2 separate regions of the Homo sapiens genome follow, and region 2 is linked to region 1. Evidence: chromatin loops called from intact Hi-C (ENCODE). Cell type or tissue: gastrocnemius medialis. All regions are shown on one strand.

Region 1 (2,500 bases):
CCCGCCTTTGATAAGCTAATCTTACCCCCTTCTCAGCTAAGGGTCTGGGCGGTGGTGGGCACGCCCGGACTGACCCCCAGCTCCAAGGGCAACTACTATGCGTTCCTGGACTGGGCAGGAGCTGGAAGAGGCAGGGAGGAGGTGGGAAGCGGCTCATGCCTTGTCCAGGCTCCTCTCCTAAAGTATTGTCTTTCCGCTTGGAGCTGGAATTCTCTGCCTTTATTTTCTCGGAGCTGGGCCTCTGCAGGCTGCCCCTCGGTCATTCCCTCCCAGGAAGAACGGCCTTCTGGGGTGGGGGTTGCTGTCGGAGCTCAGAGAGGCTGGGGGCCCCCCTACTGCCTATTCTTCCTCCTTTGGGAACTCACAGTGCTAAAAACAAGCTTTCTGAGAACCATATTTTTCTGGGTTAAAGGTGAAAAATGCAGCGTTTCCTCCAAGTGGAAAGCCCTGGGCCTGCCAGCTCCAACTCCGGGCGCTTTTCCGAGCTCCTTCCTCCCACGCAGGGAGGGGGTAGCAGCTCCTGCAGGGCCAGGGGAGGAGGTGGGCAGGGAGGAAGGAGAGGGGGCAGCAGCAGGAAAGCGCCAGTGCCCGTGCCAGCAGGGCAGTCTGTGTGTGGACACCAGCCGGCCTGTTTGTGTTGGAGGGCCGGGAGAAGGGAGCAGGACTGGGTCAGGAAATGAAAGACAAATACCAGGGTGGGAGAGTGGCACGGCCTTCAGAGCGGCGGGCAGGCCGGGGCAGCTGCCTGGGCAGCCGCAGAAGGGGGACACAGAAGACCCCCACAGACCTTCCTGAGAGAAATCCTGAGGTGGGGCCTCCAGGAACATGCAGGGTTATGGGAGGCCATCTTAATAGGAAAAGCAAGGACATCCTCACCCCACACCCGGTCACCCTTGCTTCGAACATGTGGGAGGTTCCGGGGAATTTCCTCAGACCCTGATTGTGGGAGAAAAGCTTTTCAGGATCCCGTGCCCCACTCCATCCTTCCTCCCTAGGACAGGGACTGCTGTTAGCCTCTGAGCTCCCTGGCGACACCCCAAACCTTTCTCTTCAGCCAAGAGCCTGGCCAGCCTTCAACATGCTCTCCCCACAGCGGCTACCCAAAAGCCAGGCACAGATCCCATCTTCCAGCCGGTCCAGTCCCTCCTCCTCAGAACAGCAACGGGGCCAGCTGCCAAGTGTCAGGGAGCATGTGGAAGGAGGGCAAGGGGAAGAGAGGGCACCGCATTGCGATGGGGGAGGGCGGGTGCTGCTCGCATCAGGCCTGGCCTGGCTGGGCACTGAGAACATCATGGACCTCGCCTCCAGCCCCAAGGGTTAAAGAAGGTCGGAGAAGACCTATGGCCAGGGGGTCACGGCCTCCCTACTGCACCCTGCTGTGAATGACGTAGGACTTGCTGGGGTAGACCGATTGCATCAGCAGTGACGCTTTTCCACTGCTCCTGAGTCCATGCCCTCCACCGGGCAGCTTGGTAGTTCTCTCATGCTGGAGAAGAGCCCATATGTCACGTGGGGGCCGGCCCGTTTCTTCCTCTCTTGAATCCACAGATGACTGGGGTGTGGCAGTGCCAAGCCGAGGCTGTGAAAGGCCTTCCACCTTTACTCTCGTGCTCGTGCCCTCCCCCATTGTTAGGAGAAGGGCATGCTCAGGCCAGCCCATTAGCCCAGGAGGAGGACAAGAAACACACGGAGCAGACACAAGCCACCTCACCAACCCAGCCAAGGCTGTCCTGAATTAGCAACCCTGACACGTGTGAGCAAGTCCAACGGACACCGGAAGATCCACCTAGTCAAGCCCAACCAAGACTGGCAGAGCTGCCAAGCTGACCACTTAAGGCGCATGAGGAATAAACACTCGTTGCTGCATGCCATTGCAGTTTTGTGATTTTTGTTATGCAGCATTATTGTGGCCATGACAGCAGATACACATAGAGAGACAACAGGACACCCAGGAGCCCACATGGGATACACTGTCTCTTACCCTGTCCTCTGACCCTGAGCCTCCCAGGTCACCAGCTCCTCCTGGGTCCCTCCACTCTGCTGCTCTCTCACCTGTCAGATCCCTACTCCCCTGACCCTGTCATCACGTCACTCTTCTCCCCTTAGCCTCATCTGCTTCCCACCCAGAGGCAAATGGTTCTACTCCCAGGCCTGCATCCCTGGGTCATTGCATTTTTCTCTGGATAACACTTTCGTGGAACAACAACTCATTAGCAACAGCTCTTCTAGCTTCAATTCAGCTGAATGGCCTAAGATCACAATGATATGTATGGCTGGAGGGAATCCATCAAAATGGCCTGTAAAAGCAACTCCATGACATCTTGGGAAGCACTGGCCCCAGCAGTATCAAAGGAAGAGGTGTTGAGGCAAGGGTGTCTGGGAAGTGGAGGACCCACTTTCTACCATGTGGCCTTTCTCCGGACTGCACTCATATAAGATTATGTGTCTAGGAGTGGATGATGATGATGATGATGATGATAACCATGATTCCTCTGGGAGA
Region 2 (2,500 bases), 68 kb before region 1:
CTGAATATTTTCAATCCAAGGTTGGTTGAATCTGTGGTTGCAGAACCCTGGGATATGAAGGGTCTATGGTAGTATTTTTATTTCATTCTTAAAAAACCTTAATTACTGATGAGATGTGTGAAGCTATTGAGTACTGCATAGCTTCCCAAATCTTGGAAACCAGCACCCTCATTTCCATTTCTACATTGATTTGTTTGGGTAGTACTTGTGTTTTATCCCAGCAATTACTAGTCCCTCCCTCTCTTCACCAAAGATAAAGATACGATGTCACACAAAAAAATGTAGCATGAGCAAATATTGAAACTGTGGACTACCTTGAACTAACGGTTTTCAGAGTGTTGGACAGATGTCACTTTATTTCCTTCAAAAACTTAGATATTCTGTGATAGCTCTGTCAGTTTGCTTTGGTGTCTTGGGGTGCCTCAGTGCAGTTTGGGAGCCAGAGCTTTAACTTGGGTTCCTAGTGTTGGCAGTACCTGGGTTAGCATGCAGCCTAACAATGAAAGTATACTGTGTGGGCATATAATAATTTGTGCCTTGGTATTCATTCAGCCAGCTGGCTTAGAGTTTTTGGTGTCTGCTTTGTGCCAGGTACTGCTTGGACACTGAGGGTTACAGTGAACTCGGATGTGTTTGCTCTCAAGGATCTGACGGTCTGTAGGGAGAATTATAAGATTAGGAAGTGAAGCAGTAGAGCAGAAGTCAGCAAACTCTTTCTGTAAAGGGCCAGGCAGTAAATATTTTAGGCTTTGTGGACCATTCAATCTCTATCCTAGCCACTCAGCTCTAACATTGTCATGGGAAAGTAGTCATAGGTTATACTTAAACTAGTGGGCGTGGCTGTGTTCTAGGAAGATTTACAAAATCAAGAGGCGGGTAAGATTTGGCCTATGGAACATGAATTGTGCAACCCCATGACATAAATATAATTAAAGTGTTGTGGAAGCAGCAGCAGATGGCATCTAACCTGTGGACTCTCAGAGGCAATGACAAACATACCTCCTGCTAGGAGCATCACTGCTGACTTGAGGAGGGTGCAGATGAAATTAGCAAGAAGGGAAAAAGGGTGCTGGCCTAAGGAGTCCTGAAGGGTCTGGCAGCTGTGGAATGGCAGCCATTTTAGTGTGGCCCGGACACACAGCAGAGGCAGTGTGCAAGGCCTCTTTCTAGGTTCTGACTCCAGTTGTATGGATTGTATATTTTCTCTCTTGTTCTTTTTTGTTTTGTACCTCATTTTGGTCAGTCATGTCCTGCAGTAGCTTCCAGAGAATGGGTACACGGAAGGTGATACATCTTTTGACATTTTGCATGTCTTTGTAAAATATATGTTATCCACTCAACAGTTTGAGTATAGAATTCAAGTGTGAAAATAATTTTCACTTGTATTTTGGAAGGTGTTCTTTTTAGCTTTTATTGCTAAAAAGTCTGGTGTGTTCCTCCCCTTCTCAAGAATATTTATGGGTCACACACCCAGTGTCTCATGTACACCCGTAACCTGCTCTGGAGGTGGTGCTGTCACCATCCCTGTGTTACAATGGGGGTTTGTCCACACTCACACCGCAAGTCACAGAGGCCTGACTTGACTAATTTATTCTGATGTTGTTCTTATTCCTGAGCCCTTGTGTATGGCCTCCACTCCCTGGAAACTTGTAACATCTTTGATACAGATATTTTGATATTCTCAGTGATGCATCTTGGTATCAGTCTTTTCAGATTCCTTGTGCTGGGTTATGTGGGCTCTTTGAGGACTAGATTTTTGCTAGGACTAGACCTATATACTGATAAATTTTGCATACATCTTTGTTACTGCAGCTATGTCCTAGTTAATCTCCTTGAAACATCACTTTGTTCCAGCTTCCCTCTTTCTGAAAAGCTATTCATGCCTTCCTGTGCAGTCTAGTCTTCCCAGATAGAACTTCTCAGTCTGGCCAAGTGTATGTTTTTCGTAAGTATTTCTTTCTTTTAACTTGAAGAGCCCCTACACTTCACTTCAATAACACAATGGAGTCTACCAAACTGCAGAGTTTATGATCCTGAAAAGCCTTCTTCACTGGGAGCTAATGCTGGAGGAATTTAAGATCTTGTGGGAGGGAAATGGGATAAGGAAAATAGTTGCTGGTCAAAGTTTTTAAACAATGTTGATGTTTCCTCCTAGGAAACAGTAAAGAAAGGGACACTAGGAAGAATACAAATGAGCAGTGCGGGTACTGTTTACTGCCTGTGTGATTGCACTTGTTTTGCTCAACTCCCAGCATCTCCACTCCTGTGGATGGGTGACCCACTCGTAGGCTTATTTACCTTTACAGTAGTTCAGAGTCTTTTCTCCCTCGAGTGTTCCAGCTTAGTATTTAATTTCTTTTGAGAATTAATGACAAGGGAGTCATCTTATTGTATGGCAAAAAGATAGATTCTTGAGATAAAAGATGCTTTGGGCTGTCTTGATTCCTTTCACCCTGACTGTGCAGGTGTTGCCTGAGGCCTCCTTCTGCACACAAGGCTG

The links. Hi-C counts contacts between places; a loop is a spot of excess contacts. Peaks named below come from ENCODE experiments on the same cell type or tissue, not always from the same donor. Only the 100,000 strongest peaks of a DNase experiment are listed, where the experiment ranks them.
Region 2: a loop joins it to region 1, with 6 times the contacts of the local background. A loop is called at or near these places in 8 of 110 quality-filtered maps.

What each region holds. Positions count from the first base shown.
Region 1 is chr5:38,465,532-38,468,031 of GRCh38, reverse strand. All of the region lies in intron 1 of EGFLAM-AS5 (EGFLAM antisense RNA 5), which reads left to right. Among named protein-coding and RNA genes, the nearest start is that of EGFLAM-AS5, 1.6 kb to the left of the region's middle. RefSeq lists an enhancer at 567-1,766. In gastrocnemius medialis, no CTCF peak of the experiment used is centred here; DNase peaks (open chromatin) are centred at 1,361 and 2,045; H3K4me3 peaks cover 1,969 bases; H3K27ac peaks cover 2,500 bases.
Region 2 is chr5:38,533,809-38,536,308 of GRCh38, reverse strand. The region is part of intron 1 of LIFR (LIF receptor subunit alpha); the gene reads left to right. Among named protein-coding and RNA genes, the nearest start is that of LIFR, 22 kb to the left of the region's middle. In gastrocnemius medialis, no CTCF peak of the experiment used is centred here; a DNase peak (open chromatin) is centred at 948; H3K27ac peaks cover 2,500 bases.